Linked DNA regions of Homo sapiens: region 1 is linked to region 2. The links are chromatin loops, found by intact Hi-C in ENCODE. Cell type or tissue: CD4-positive, alpha-beta T cell. All regions are shown on one strand.

The links. Peaks named below come from ENCODE experiments on the same cell type or tissue, not always from the same donor. Only the 100,000 strongest peaks of a DNase experiment are listed, where the experiment ranks them.
Region 1: it touches region 2 in a loop (17-fold over the local background); 3 of 110 quality-filtered maps call a loop at or near these places.

Annotation. Positions count from the first base shown.
Region 1 is chr7:2,979,682-2,987,681 of GRCh38, forward strand. All of the region lies in intron 1 of CARD11 (caspase recruitment domain family member 11), which reads right to left. Among named protein-coding and RNA genes, the nearest start is that of CARD11-AS1, 40 kb to the left of the region's middle. RefSeq lists enhancers at 1-517, 513-602, 518-1,247. In CD4-positive, alpha-beta T cell, no CTCF peak of the experiment used is centred here; a DNase peak (open chromatin) is centred at 3,330; H3K27ac peaks cover 994 bases.
Region 2 is chr7:3,150,254-3,158,253 of GRCh38, forward strand. LOC100129603 (a long non-coding RNA gene) reads right to left here. Exons shown (of 4, transcript NR_126024.1): 2 at 7,885-8,000. Among named protein-coding and RNA genes, the nearest start is that of CARD11, 110 kb to the left of the region's middle. In CD4-positive, alpha-beta T cell, a CTCF peak has its summit at 4,833 (motif pointing left); a DNase peak (open chromatin) is centred at 4,828.

The DNA of each region.
Region 1 (8,000 bases), 170 kb before region 2:
AGGGTCTTCAAGCCCGCAGGACTTAAGAAATTCCCGAGTGTTTCACCAGGAATTGAGGAATCTACTCGGATCCCTTTCAGGGATCCCGGGGGGAGGGGAACTTCCCCTTTGGGGTCCCCAGTCCTACTGTCTCTTTGGGAAGCTCCTTGTCCCACAGTCGCCTGGTTTGTCCTCCGGTGTTTGTGGGCAGGGGCTGGGCCTTTGGTGCCCCGGTGGACACCAGCGAGCCACAGCCTCATTTCTTAGCATTTGCAATCTCAAGAGATCCCAGAGGAACCGTCTGGAAGGTGCTTGCGGGGTTGAGGGGTGGGGAACACGAACCCTTCCCAGACCTGGGGAGGGCCAGGCTGCAAGGCCCCACGTTTTGGAAACAGACCCTGTACACACTTCCTCTCCACCCAGCTGGGGGCCACGGGCAACTCAGGCCTTGAGACACACTCTGCGCACTGAGCCCCACTCCCCGGCCCCTGGCACTGTCCCAGTCAGAAGAAAATAAGACCCAGTGCCACATGACAACGGGAGCATCCTGGCCTGTGTGGGTCACCGGGCATGTATGGAGAGCGTCTACGGGCTGGATCCATGGAGCTCTGTGCAATCCAAGCCACGGCATGAGACAGTCGCCCCAGCACCTGCTGCTGAGACTCCACATCTGGTTTAGGAAATTAGGAGATGCAAAGAGGTGTGCATGAAGCCATGAAAACACATGGGCACGGACAGGACAAGGGGGCCAGGTGCTGGGGAGAGGGGGTCCCATGGCAGCCCCCCAGGGACAGGGCTTCACCAGCGCTGCACCCGCGGGCCTCAGTCACGGGACCGGCCAGTTGGGAAACGTACTCACGCGGTTGTGAGCCAGCTGGGTCCTGGGGGTTCCTCGTGTTCCTCTCAAATTCTCTCTCCTCCTGTTGATTCCCCAGAAAACACCAAGGCTGTGGGAGAGCAGCCACCTCCCCCGGAAGCCTACACCGACGCCCCACTCAGATGCTGCCTCTATTTTTAGCGGGGGCAGAAGTGGGGACTGGGGGTGGGCTGCCTTACTTCCCTCTTTTTTTTTTTTTGTTCCGAGCAGAATCTGTGGGTGACTTTCCATTCATGGGAGTGGGGAGGCTCGGAGAGCAGAAAGGGACCCAGGCCGTGCAGGGCAGGCAGAAACTGCAGGGAACAGGGTGCGTCTGTCATCAGGGCCAGGAGGGCGGTGGGGCAGGGAGGCAAGGGCAGGAACCCGGCGTCGTCAGTCACTGTTCGCACCTCTGCTCTGCTCTCACCGCTGGGCCCCGGGCCACGCCAGACCTCACCCAGGGGACCTCTCTGGCCTCCTCTGCCTCTGAATTCCACAGAGGAGGAAGACTGGCCAGCAGAAGTGCGGGGCCTTGGACATTCCAGGGAACACTCTTCTATGAGCGTGCATCCCATGATGCATACCCTTTTCCCCTCTGTCTCTTTGAAGTTTGTTAGTGGGTGTGGAGCCCAAAGTACTTTGGACTGGAACATCATGGCTGGAACATCGTGTCTTTACCAGAGAATGGAGGGCAACCAGAGTTGTGGGAATGAATGGAGGCAATGCATGAACACCGCCCACCCCAGCGACCTGTGGATGCAGGCGATCAATTCCTTCCCCAAAGCTGTCAACGTCCCCTCCGCTCCTATACAAGCAAACACCAGTTTCTCGGCCATTGCTTCCTGGCCCTGGCCCTGTGTGCAACAGCACCCAAGTCTACTATCTTAGCAGGCTTCCTCCCTATTTCCCAGCCTATACCAATCACAAGAATACTCGCTGTTTCCCTTCTTTTCTTCCAAAAAGTTGAGGTGTAATCAGTGAGCTGCATGGGTCTTCAGTACACAGTTCGATGAGTTAGGAAGATGCCCACGCAACCAAGATCTCAGTCGTGATACAGAGCATGGTGACCCCCACTAAGAAGTTCTCCAGGGCCCTTTCCATCCCCCTGTGGCCCCCAAAGGCAACCGCTCCTGTGATTTCCATCAGCTTTGCCTTTGCTTGAACCTTAGGAGAGTAGAATAATGTGTTGTTCTACTCAGACGTCCCCTCCTTGGGTCTCCAGGAAGCTCTGGGCACCGCAGCTGTGTACTCCATGCAATGGTTAATTTTCTGTGTCAACTTGACTGGGCTAAGGGATGCCCAGATAGCTGGTAAAACATTTCTGGGTGTGTTGTTGAGGTTGTTTCTCAGCATTGGAATCAGAGGACTGGGTCAATAAGACCCGTCCTCCTCATTGTGGAAGGGTGCCATCCAATCTGCCGAGGACCCCTGATAGAACAGAAAGTCGGAGGAGGGAAGAATTTGCCATTTTGAGCTAGGGCATCCATCTTCTTTAGGGTCTGGCTGCTTTCACGCAGCGTGTGAGGCTGGTGTCAGTCACGCATTCCTGTTTGTCACTGGGCAGTATTCCATCGAAAATGTCCCACATTTTCCTGACTTGTGTATCTTTCGCTGGACATGTGGGTTGTTTCCTGTTTGCCTGGGACCTTCCTGTACAGATCTTCATGTGGACGTGCTGTCATTTCTTTTGAGTAAACGCCCTGGAGTAGGACTGTCTGGGGGAGGAAGACACGGTGCCCCCAGCCAGGGCCGCCATGGAGAATTGGGGGAGCAGCAGGGACTGACCATGATCTCCTCACACCTCCGCTCTCTGATCATTCCAGCGCTAGCACTTTCTGGGAAGGCTGGGAAGCTCACTGATTACACCTCAAGTTTTTGGAAGAAACGAAGGGGAACAGCAAGTATTCTTGTGATCGATGTAGGCTGGGAAATAGGGAGGAAGCCGGCTACGATAGTAGATTTGGGTGCTGTTGCACAGGGAAAGGAAGCAACGGCTGAGAAACTAGTGTTCACTTGCATAGGAGCGGAGTGGACGTTGACCTCATCCTTCCCGGCTTAGGCGGGAGAGACAGTGATGATGATATCGGGAGGCCTGAAACCCACCAAAAAGAGTCAGAAGGAAGCTGATTCAATATGGGACTGGCAATTTCAGGGGGAAAAGATGTCAACACCTTCAAAGGTGGGGCCAGACCCCCTGGAGGTAAAAGTCCCTTCCAATTGGATTCTTAAACACACCCCATCGGAGAGACCAAAACATGGCTGGTGGAATTCAGGCTTGATTCCCATTTCCCCGGGAGAGGGTGAAAAGGTTCCTACTGGGCTGCTCCAGGGAGCACGCCAAGGATCACCAGCGCCATGGGGCAGAAGAAGCTGAGTCCCCCCATGAGCAGCACGGAAAAGAGGGGGTCACCTGAGGCCACAGAGGAGAGGGACTCCTTGGAGGAGGCAGCAGTAACTAAGTCACACACATAAAGGAAGTGGCATCTGAGAGCTTCCGGCACGCACGCCCAGGGAGGTGGGAGCCTAAGCTTGTGGGTGAGGAGTGATTTTTCTAGTATGACAAGAAACATAAAATACAAAACAGGTGGTTCTGCCAATAAGTCAGCCCCAGAGGAGCCTGGTGACCCTGGAAATGGGGCCGACCTGATGTGGACTTAGGGGCTTTGGGGTTTGAGCCCCAGCCTGGACTCCTGAGCTTCAACAAGGGGGCTGGGAGGCAGCCCTCTTTCCCTTTTTTTTTTTTTGAGACGGAATCTTACTGTGTTGTCCAGGCTAGAGTGCAGTGGTACAATCTCGGCTCACTGCAACCTCTGCCTCTTGGGTTCAAGCAATTTCTCCCACCTCAGCCTCCTGAGTAGCTGAGATGACAGGCGTGCACCACCACGCTCAGCTAATTTTTGTATTTTTAGTAGAGACGGGGTTTCACCATGTTGGCCAGGCTGGTCTCGAACTCCCAACCTCAGGTGATCCACCCGTCTCGGCCTCCCAAAGTGCTGGGATAACAGGCGTGAGCCACCGCACCTGGCCAGGAGGCTTCTTTCCTGATGCTGCTCCTCCAGTGGAGCCAGGTCTGTCCTTCTGAGGCCCCCAAAGCAGTTCAGGCCTAGGCCTGTGCAAGCACTCAGGATCCCACCTCCTCCCTGGCACTATTTGTTTTCTTTATCTCCGCCTTGAAGCTGTAGTTCCAAACAGGCAGGCCCTTGACTGCTGATTCAGCTGCCGGAGCCAAAACTCATAAAATCCTATTTCAAAAAGGTCCAATGATTTTCTTTTCTGATCATAAATATGAAATTTAATTAGCAGCCTGCTGCTAATGAAGTCACCGTGGAAGCCAGCCTGGAGAGGCGGAGGGAACGTGAACACCTGCAGGCAACAGAACCTACTGCCTGATTAACCCTTCCTCTCCTGCTGCCCCTCACTGGGCCCTTTCTAGGGCCCCATGGGCCCCGCTGCAGAGGGGCAGCCTCTGGCCTGGAAGGACAAGGAGGGACTGCTCGTTCAGGCAGAGTTGGAGGTGGCTCAGATGTCGCTTCCTTGGGTCTCCAGGAAGCTCTGGGCACAGCAGCGGGGTACTCGATGTGCTGGTTAATTTTATGTGTCCACCTGATTGGGCTAAGGGATGTCCAGATAGCTGGTAAAACATCTGGGTGTGTCAGTGAGGATGTTTGTGGAGGAGCTCAGCATTTGAATCAGTAGACTGAGTTAAGAAGATCCGCCCTCCCCAACGTGGTTGGGTGCCATCCCATCTGTCCAGGGCCCCTGATAGAACAAACAGTCAGAGGAAGGAAAAATTCTCGTTTGAGCTGGGACATCTGTCTTCTCCTGTCCTCTGACACTGGAGCTCTTGGTTCTGGGCCTTCAAACTCTGGGACTGACACCATGGACTCCCTTGTTTTCGGACCTTCAAACTGGGACTGAATTATATACTAGCTTTCTTTCTTTTTCTCTCTCCGTTTTTCTTTCTCTTTCCTTCTTTCTTTCTCTCTCCCTCCCTCCCTCCCTCCCTCCCTCCCTCCCTCCCTTCCCTCCCTCCCTTCCTTCCTTTCTTCTTTTCTGAGACAGGGTCTTGCTCTGTTGCCAAGGCTGGAGTGCAGTGTCATGATCATGGCCCACTGCAGCCTTGAACTCCTGGACTCAAGTTATTCATCTGCCTCAGCCTCCCGAGTAGCTGGGACTACAGGTGTGCATCACCATGCTTGGCTAAGTTTTTAAATTTTTTTTAGAGATGGGGACTCCCTATGTTGCTCAGGCTGGTCTTGAATTCCTAGGCTCAAGTGATCCTCCTGCCTTGGCCTCTGGAAGTGTTGGAACTATAGGTGGGAGCCACCACGCCCGGCCGTGGCTTCTGTGATTCTCCAGCTTGCATAGAGCATGTCATGGGGCTTCTTGGCCTCCATAGTCATGTAATCCAATTCCCATAATTAAATCCCCTTTTATATATGTCTCTATGTATCCTACTGTTTCCATGTCTCTGACTAATACACTGTGCTGCAGATCAGAGACCCAGCTTCTGTCTTCTCTTTAAAACCCTCTGGTAGGCTGGGCCCGGTAGCTGACACCTGTAGTCTCAGCAATTTGGGAGGCTGAGGTAGGAGGATCACTTGAGCCCGAGAGTTCGAGACCAGCCTGGGATAGTCAGACCTCTCTACAAAAGATTTTATAACATTAGCCAGGCATGGTGGTGTGCCCCTGTGGTCCCAGCTACTCGGGAGGCTAAGGTGGGAGGATCACTTGAGCCCAGGAGTTCAAGAAGCGGTGAGCCATAATCGTGTCACTGCACTCCAGCCTGGGTGACAGAGCGAGACCCTGTCTTTAATAATAATAATAATAAAACCCTCTGATGGAACATTGTCCACAGCAAAAGGGAGGCACTGGGAATAATACACAGCTCGGCATAGGAGCTTAAGGGAAGGCCACCGGAGCTCAGAAAGTGCCCAGGGCCTCTGCTCAATGCTGTGCGTGAGCTGGGGGCACACAGCATAGTCCATTCTGCCTTACAACGGACTGGATGGTGCGGAGTCCTTCTCGCCACCAGCCAGCCTTCCTGGTAGTGACTTCCAGATACCTTCTGCCCACAACCCAAAAAGATCAGAGGAACCCTATAGTTCCTCCTTCATACTCCACAGAACACATGAAACCCAGGACCACCCTATTCCTCCCACTACTCCTGGCTTCATTTTCTCCTCCTATAATGCAGGAATAATAATGCCCATAGTTTGCAGGATTTTAGGGATGATTCAACAAATGTCTAAAGAACATGCCTGGCATACAGGAGGAGCTCCATAAATGGGAGACTTTATAATCATCATCTTGCATGAGTTTATGAGTTAAATCCCCAATCCAGAACTCACTACTATCTGAAGTCCTACGGAGGAGACACGGACTATTTCAAACATGATTCAGGAAGCTGAAGTGAGAATGTGACCATTAATTTCCCAAACATGTTCGGAAAAACCCAATCCATCTGGTCGGTGCCGACATCACGCTAATATCTACTCAAGCGTGTCCGTGTGTGGAACACAGGGTCTGCAGTCCCAGCGTGTGTGGATCGTGTGGGGATGTGTCATTTCCCTGCACACAGGTCACGCCTGTGCAGACAGCCTGCATGGGCACTGCACACAGGACCTGGTACACAGACCCCTCCCTGCAAAATGCAAATACTCATCAGAAGTGAGAAGGAGCCGTGCTCCCCCCGATAGAGCCTGCAACGTAAAACTTTAGATTTAGTCTGTGGTCAAGGCACACAGGATTATATTCTAGTAAAAAGTTTATGACAGAAGGTAATAGAGTTTTTGAGGGATTTTTTTTCTCGCCGGATTTTTTTTTTTTAAACAGAAGCGTATTGCAATTCTGCAGGTATTTGGGTCCCAGCTCCTGAACGAGTAGGAACAGCTCAGGTTTTGCTCCCTGCACCTCTGCAGGGAACCCTCCTAGGGTCATGGCTGAGGTTGTTGGGATGCTGGAGCCGGAACCCCTCAGGTATCACGGTCAGCACCAACAGGTGCAGCTGGCTTCCAGGATTAAATGTTACCGGTAAGCTGAGTTTGTGTAAATCAAACTCTCTTCTCCCCATTGACTGGATTTAGAGCTGACTCCTCACCTATGCAACTGCCCTCCACAGCCCCTGCTCACAGCCTCAAATTCCTCACTCAAAGTGTCGCCCATCGGCCGCAGCGTCAGCAGGTGCTTCACCTGCCGCATTTTGAGCCTCACCTCAGCCCTTCGGAACGGAGCCTGCGGTTTAACAGGCTCCCCAGGTGACGCTCACACACACTGATAAACGCCGCTCCAACTCACCCCTCCCTGTGCGCAGAGACGTGGGTCCCCGACTCTTGGTTCACTCCCTGCCTGACCCCTCCCCGTGCGCAGAGATGTGGGTCACCGACTGCCGGTTCACTCCCTGCCTGAGTCTTTCAGGACTTTGGTTTGAAGCACTATAGAATTCGTCCATGTAACTAAAAACCACTAGTACCCCAAAAGTGATAGAAAATTTTAAAAAATCTGTTAAAAAAACCCCAAACAAGTTAAATATTTAAAAATCAGATAATATTTCATATAAGTTTTTTCAGTGCACTTGAAGTCTTCTTTGGGGACAGGGTGCCTAGTGAATCCGACCCTCCACAAATCCCACCTCATGGCCAACCTTGGTCCACTGCAACCTCCGCCTCCCAGGTTCACATGATTCTCGTGCCTCAGCCGCCTGAGCAGCTGGGATTACAGGCACCCACCACCATGCCTGGCTATTTTTTAAAGAACTGAGCACTTCAATGAAAAGGCAGAGGTGATCGGGGTGGATTAAAGAGGATTCAATTCTATGCCGTCGATAACAGGCACACTTGAAACATAAAGATGTAGAGAAGGTAACAGTAAAAAGATGGAAACGCTATTCATAAAAACTGAAATGGCAATATTAATATCAGAAGAGTAGACTTCAGGAAGAGGTGTATTACCAGGGATAAAGAGGGACATTTCATAATGAAAACAGAGTCAATTCATCAAGAAGATACAATCTTAAATGTGTATGCACCAGTTCTAAAGCTTCAAAACACGTGAGGCCAAAAGAAAGAAAACTGAAAGGAGAATTGGACAAAATCTACAATGATGGTTGTTGATTTCAACAGTCTTTTTCACTAATTGTTCGAGCCAATAGATAAAAATGAAGGCT
Region 2 (8,000 bases):
CCCCTGAAAACCGGAGGCAGCCCCCGCAGGGCTGCAGGCGGAAGCACCTGGGTGGGTCATGAGTTAGAGAGATAGGGGACTAGTGCGGCTGTCCCCTTATTCAGACAGCTCTCCAATCAGGAAACCACTGTTATTAAAAGTCCCCTTGCTTATTTCATTTTGCTAAGCCTTACTTGCATGCATCGTGTATCTTTCACATAACATTTCCCCATTTGCTTATGTCACAGGGTTCGCTAACTACAGGCGAGAAAGAAAACATTCCCAATGAGTGCAGACACACGTGCCCTCTATTGTGTTCATTCCGGGTTAAATAATTAGGTTATTGGGAGTCTCTGTTTTTGTCTTTGGTTTTTTTTTAGAGACAGGGTCTCACTCTGTCACCCAGGCTGCAGTGCAGTGGCACAATCACAGCTCACTGCAGCCTCGACCTCCCTGATCTCAAGCAATTCTCCCACCTCAGCCTCCCAAGTAGCTGGGACTACAGGTGTGCACCACCACACTCAGCTAATTATTATTATTATTATTATTTGTAGAGACAGAGTTTCTCCATGTTGCCCAGTCTTCTGGTCTCAAACTCCTGAGCTCAAGCAATTTGCCGGCCTCGGTATTGGTGTTTTAAATGCTCAATGTTACGCAAAAATGCTTGGTGGATTCCCACCCCCCACCCCAATACAATGAAACATGGTATCTCATTCAAAAGCGTTGCCCTACTTGTGACTCCTTTCAAGGAGTGGGTTAGGTTGATTTTTCACTCAGCAATCAGCAATAGAGTTTCAATTCATTATTTTAAACTGCTACATAGTATTCTATAATATGGATATACCTAAATGCATCCAGCTACTCTATAGATGAAAATTTACTTTGTTTCTATTTTCCCCCACTCCAGACAATACTATACCATCCTTGGGTTGTTGTTTTTTCCTCCAGTATAAACCACGCAGTAAAAATCATTCATTTTCCGGCCAGGCTTGGTGGCTTACACCTATAATCCCAGCACTTTCGGAGGCTGAGGTGGGAGGATCACCTGAGGTCAGGAGTTCAAGACCAGCCTCACTAACATTAAAAATACTCTATTAAAAATACAAAAATTAGCCAGGTGTAGTGGCTCCTGCCTATAATCTCAGCTACTTGGAAGGTTGAGGTAGGAGAATCTCTTGAATCTAGGAGGCAGAGGTTGCAGTGAGCTGAGATCTTGCCACTGCACTCCAGCCTGGGTGACAGAGCAAGACTCTGTCTCACACAAAAAAAAAAAAAAAAAAAAAAAAAAAAAAAAAATCATTCGTTTTCCTTGTCCCAAACAGTGCTGCAATAAACATCCTCCTCTATGTTTTTCATGTGTCGTTGGTTTTACTAGTGTAGGACAGATTCCCAAAAGTGAGGTTTCTTGCTAAAGAGCATGCATTTTAAATTTTAATAGACATTGTATGGTTAATTTGTGTAAAGTTGAAAGCAATTCACACTCATGAACAAGGAATTTGAGTACCCAGCTTCGTGTATTGTTGAGGCATTGGAAGTTACTGTTCATTTTCTAGACTAAGAGATGAAAAATAGTATCCCATAATTAATTTTATTTGCACCTTGAATGTGAGGTTGAGCAACTGTTTCTAAGCCCGATAGGCAATTTTGATGCCCCCTTCTGTGAACTGTCTGTTTATATCTTCTTGAACTATTTTTCTCTAAAGTCTCGGTTTTCTCATCCATAAAATGGGGAAATGAGAGTACGTATCTCGCGGGAGTCATGAAGATTTAATGAATCAGTGGCCATAAGGAGCTTTGCGAAGCAGCTTGCAACAGAGAAAACATTATCATTTTCATTACACGCTGGGTGCCAGACACATGGTGGCTATCAAATCTTTTATCTTTTTTCTCCTTCCCTCCTTCCTTTTTATTATCATTATTATTATTATTATTATTATTATTATTATTATTATTATTTTGGTGTTCTCCATACAGAGGGTTGGGCTTGGGAAAGAAAAAGGCCCACTTAAGAGAAAGACCACATGTTGGGCTGGCTGGAGGCAGGAGCCAGACAGGACCACACAGTGGCAGGGGAAATTGTCAGGAGCTAAGGCTGGGGAACTCAAAGGGGGAGTCACTTTGACATGAGTGGTTTTGGGGGTTGAGAAAAGGGGTCTGGGCTGGACATAGTGGCTCATGCCTGTAATCCCAGCACTTTGGGAGGCCGAGGCAGGCAGGTAGCTTGAGCTTACCAGTTCAAGACCAGCCTGGCCAACATGGCGAAACCCCATCTCTACTAAAAAATAAAAAATACAAAAATTAGCTGGGTGTGGTGGCATGTGCCTGTAGTCCCAGCTACTCGGGAGGCTGAGGCAGGAGAATTGCTTGAATCCGGGAGGTGGAGGCTGCAGTGAGCCAAGATCGCGCCACTGCACTCTAGCCTGGGTGATAGAGCGAGACTCCATCGAAAGAAAGAAGGATAAGAAAGAGAGAGAGAGAGAGAGAGAGGGAGGAAGGAAGGAAAGAGGGAAAGAGGGAAGGGAGGGAAGGAAGGAAAGTGGGTCTGATCTTGAGTCGTAACCATGGGAATAGTGAGGATGGACCACCTCCCATGTTCCCAGCACTTTGCCTGGACAACATGCCAGTGATATGGGACCGATCATTTCTCTCCATCTTATGGCTCAGAGGGGCTAAGCGATTTGCCCAAGGTTGCACAGCACGTGAACGGCAGGTCAGAAATGCGAACCCAGGATTGTCTGACCCCCAGCCCCTGCATGCTCCACTACCCCATCTTAAGAGATTGCCTGGCTTCTAAGCAGCCCTGCCCTTTGGTGGAGGAACCTCTGAACACCTGGGTCAGGCCGTGAAGCCCAACCATTGGCATTTCTAGATTCCTCTGCTAGAATTTTAGGAAGAAAGTTGGAAGCCCCCAGAGTCATTGTGCACCCTTCTGCATTTCTATATCAAGTAGGAGATGCATTTGTTACCACGCTAATTAGGGCAGAAATTAACTGAAATGCTGAGTTTTAGCAGAGAGCGAATCGGCTGCAGGTGTCAGTAATTAGCGAAAAATGAGTCATTTGATGTTTGTAGACACACAGCCTTCTCAACTTTGATTCAAAAATAAACTTCGTGGGCACATTGTTCTGAATCACTCCTGCTAATGCATGTGTCTATCTTAATGCTGTAATTCAGTATAAATATTTTAAATAAATCAGTAATGTTGCTTTTCAGTGGCAGTACACACATGAAATTTTCTGTACAAAAATGGAGTAAGAATAAAATATTTTTAGTAAGATCGGTAGAAACCTGAAAAACAGCCATACAGAAATTACTGTTTCCTTGCTCTTGGTTTTTTTCCTCTCTCTTTCTTTTGGTTTCTTGGAATATAAATAATTCACCTCCAATATCCTGTCCTGAGCAGGGACTAAGCAAGTAAAATAAACAGCATACTGGTGAATACCTGCAGGGTTTGGAAATGGAATTAAAAATCCCCCTTAAACTAGACATTCTCCTGTTAGTTCACTGCTTGGGAACAGCCTGAGTTCTGAGGTGGGTGGAGTAAAAAGGAAACTTACACAGAGGTAGATGTAGCTGTGTCTTCTAAAGCAAAATCTATTTCCTTATCAAACTAGTTAAGTTGGCCAATTATGAGATACGAGAGCATCTGTGTGTGGAGCAGGTGGGAACAGAAGCTTGGAAATTATTTTTCCTCATGAACAGCAGTTGTGTGCACATTTGTGTGTGTATGTGTGTGATGTGTATGTTTGTGTGTGTGCATTTTAAGGCTTAGGATCAGTGATTGCATTAACCATAGCCCAACAGGAGACGTCCCCACCATGAAAAATTGAATGCAAGTGTCTCATTGTCTCCTTTTTTTTTTTAGAGACAGGGTCTCACTCTGTTTCCCAGGCTGGAGTGCAGTGGTGCAATCAATCGTAGCTCTCTGCAGCATCAACTTCCTGGGCTCAAGTGATTCTCCCACCTCAGCCTCCCAAGTAGCTGGGACTATAGGGGCACACCACCATGCCCTGCTGACTTTTTACATTTTTTATAGAGATGAGGTCTTGCCTGTGTTGCCCAGGCTGGAGTGCAGTGGTGCGATCGTGGCTCATTGCAGCCTCAAACTCCTGGCCTCAAGTGATCCTCCTGCCTCAGCCTCCTAAAGGGCTGGGATTACAGATATGAGCCCCTGCATCCTGCCTGGTGTCTCACTCTTGAGCAAGAGAGGTGCTGGCCCCTCCCACCCCCTGGCTCGGTTCTAGAGCGTCCTGCTGCTCTGTCTCTGAAGCACGCATCTGCACACGAGCAAGTCTTGGGTTGACCAGGGTGGGGTGTAGGAGGAGACTCTCCTATGGCCTGTGACAAGGTGAGGGGACTCTGGCCCCAGCCAGCCTGACAGCTTTTGTGGTCAGAAGTTGGCTGGTCAGTGATGTAGGAAGAGTTGACTCAACAGATTCTCTTCCATACCATGGCATCCTTGAGGTTAACTAGTTGAATGGTTTGAAACAAAGTGAATGGGTTAAAGTTGGTGAATTCATGATTCGTAAAAAAAGAAGAAAAAAGCTCTCATTGGTCACCTTTGGAGGTCAGCAGGATATCCCCTCATTATTTTGAAAACTGGTCAGTAAAAGGGAAAAAATTTAAGCATTTATCGACCTTTCTTATGGCAACGATACATCAGCGTGACCAAGTGGTTGATAAGGGGAAGGTCCTTGTTATAGAAGTATTCTAGCTAATTAAGGAAGAGGAATGTAGACTTTGAATATCAGCATTTTACATCTCATAATGAACTAATGGATCTAAGCAATCACCATTACAAACCGTGAACAACCTCTAAAAAAGACACAAACCAAGCACTCTGTGCCCCCCAGTGGAAGGACAGGACACTACACCATGAAATATTCTTGTCAAATCCCCAAAACTGAATGTGATCAACCCTAGATCCAACTACTGATCTATAGAAAATGAAGAGGACAGAAGAACCTGTCAAATGACACCATGGAGATGTCATCATCAAAATCCAGACTGTGGCCTGTAATCCCAGCTCTTTGGGAAGCCGAGGTGGGTGGATCGCTTGAGGCCAGGAGTTGGAGACCAGCCTGGGCAACATGGCAAAATTCCGTCTGTACAAAAAATATAAAAATTATCCAGGTGTGTTGGCATATGCCTGCAGTCCCAACTATTCTGGAGGCTGAGGTGGGAGGATAACTTGAGCCCAGGAGGTTGAGGCTGCACTGAGCCGTGATTGTGCTACTGCACTCCAGCCTGGGGCACAGGGCAAGACCCTGTCTCAATAATAATAATAATAATAATAATAATAATAATAATAATAATTCAAGATTGTGCAAGCTGTGGCTAGCTCTATAGGACAAATAATCCAATTTTTTCATTAAGTGAATTGTAAGGAAAAGAGGGAAAGGGTAATAGGTTAAAGAAGGCAGAGACCCAACAGCCCATCGCAACATACGGATCTGATTTAGATCCCCAGGCAGATGTTAGAATAATACAAGAAAAAATATCTATGAGACAAATTAGGGAACTTTGAACACTGCACATTTGATTAAGGAATTATTGTGAATATCTTTAGCTGTGATACTGGTATCGTATTTATGTTTTTGAGAGATGCCTACTGAAATATTTACATGTTAAGTGATACTGGTATCGTATTTATGTTTTTGAGAGATGCCTACTGAAATATTTACATGTTAAGTGACAGAATGACTGAAATCTGCTTCAAAAGATTCCAGGGCTCATCTAAAGTGGGTAGAGGAACAGATGAAATGAGATTGGCCCTGAATTGAAAATTATTAGGGCTGCGCGTGGTGGCTCATGCTTGTAATCCCAGCAGTTTGGGAGGTCAAGACCAGAGGATCACCTGAGCCCAGGAGTTCCAGACCAGCCTGGGCAACACAGTGAGACCCTGCCTGTACTAAAAATAATTTAAAAAAAATTAACCAGGTGTGACGGCTCGTGCCTGTAGTCTCAGCTACTGGTGGGGCTGAGGCAAGAAGATCATTTGACTATGGAAGTCTAGGAGGTCGAGGCTGCAGTGAGCCCTGATCATACCACTGCACTCCAGCCAGGGGAAAAAGTGAGACCCTGTCTCAAAAATTAAAAAAATAAAGCACTACATTTCCTTTCTAGAAACACACACACAGGCAGATGTGTTCCATGAATCCCAATAACTGGGACAAGGAGAGGCGGGATGTCTGCAGTGTGGGATGATTCTGGGCCTCTGAATGACACTGAGCGGTCTGGGTGGAAATCCGCAGATTTTCCATCTTCCAGGGCAGAAGTCGGCATGCTTTCTGTAAAGGACTGGACCGTGAATATTTTAGGTCTTTTGGGCCATATCATCTCGGTCACAACTACTCATGCTGGTTGCACGACAGGGGCCAAAGACAATATATGAAGAAATGGGTGTGTCCCTGTTCCGACAAAACTTTATTTACAAAAACAGGCAGCAGACCGCATTTGCCCTGAGGTGGCAGTTTGACCAGCCCTGTCCTGTTGCTGGACAGAAGAACTTTCTGTGATGACGGAAATGTTATTTCTGTGCCATCCAGTATAGGAGCCATTAGTCACACGCAGTTACTGAGCACTTTGGATGGGGCTAGTCGGACTGAGGAACTAGTTTTTAATTTTTATTTAGCTTAAATTAGTTTAACTTTAAAAAGTCACATGGAGTTAGTTGCTACCACGTTAGACAGCACAGTTCTAGAGAGCCCAGCCCAGCAACTAAAAAGGAGGAGAGGCTGGGTGCGGTGGCTCACGCTTGTAATCTCAGCACTTTGAGAGGCTGAGGCAGCAGGATTGCTTGAGGACAGGAGTTTTAGACCAGCTTGGGCAACACAGCGAGACACCGACTCTATAAAAAAAATTTAAAAATTGGAGAAGTGTAGTGGTGTGAGCCTGTAGTCCCAGCTACTCAGGAAGCTGAGGTGGGAGGACTGATTGAGCCCAGGAGTTCCAGAGGAGCCTGGGCAACACAGTGAGACCCTGTCTCTACAAAAAGTACAAAAATTAGCCATGCGTGGTAGCATGCACCTGTAGTCCTAGCTACTCTGGAGGGTGAGATGGGAGGATCACTTGAGCCTGAGAGACGGAGGTTGCAGTGAGCCAAGTCTGTGCCACTGCCCAGTGAGCCTGGGCAACACAGTGACACCCTGTCTCAAAAAAAACAAAAAGAGGAAGAGGAGATGCAGCCCAGGGAGAAGAACTGATTTGTCTAAGACGTGGCTCCAACCTTTGGGTTCATGCTTCTCCCTGCGCCACGGTATGAAGTTGCCTGAACTCCAGAACCACTAAGCAATGAGGCAGGTGACCTGGGCTCTGATCCTCAGGCTGGGACCTGGGGAAAGCCATTCACCTTTAGTGTTCTGCTGTGTCTCCATGTGTACGAGGACCACACCCCAACCTCCTCGTCCATTCACCTGTGGGGGCCACCAGGGGGATCACAGGAGACAATGTAGGCAGAGGCCCTTTGAAAACTTCAAAGCGCCCCGGGAGTTTCCGGATGTTCTGCATTAATTTATCTAATCCAAGGTAGGAAAGTGAAACGTGGGCTATGAAAGACAGGAGGGAAGTCGGGTGATTCATCGCTCGGCTGGAACTCTCGCGGGTTAAATCTCTGTTTCAGTGAATTTCCTGGGGAGAATTCAGGGCCGTGTTCCAGCTAACAAATTCATCCCTTTGCTTTGACTCTGAACCATATTCTGGGACGGCATCAAAGCCAGCCTCCCAAGAGTCGCTTGGGGACTGTCTGGGCCCCGAGCTCTCCGACCCTCCTGCCTCCACTCTGCAGATGCTCCTGCTCCCATCTCCCCAGCACAGACCCCACCACAGCCTCCTGCCTGGCCCCATCTGCCATCCCTGCGGCTGAGCCCGACTGAGAGTGAAGTCCTTCATTAAATCAGTGCCTACCTCGTCCTGCGGATGGAGGTCATTCTCAGCCTCATTCCCCTTGCCAGAGAAGGATGTGGGGGGAGGCAGGCAGGGCAAAGGCAGGGAGACATCCTCTGGTCCAGAATTGATTCCTC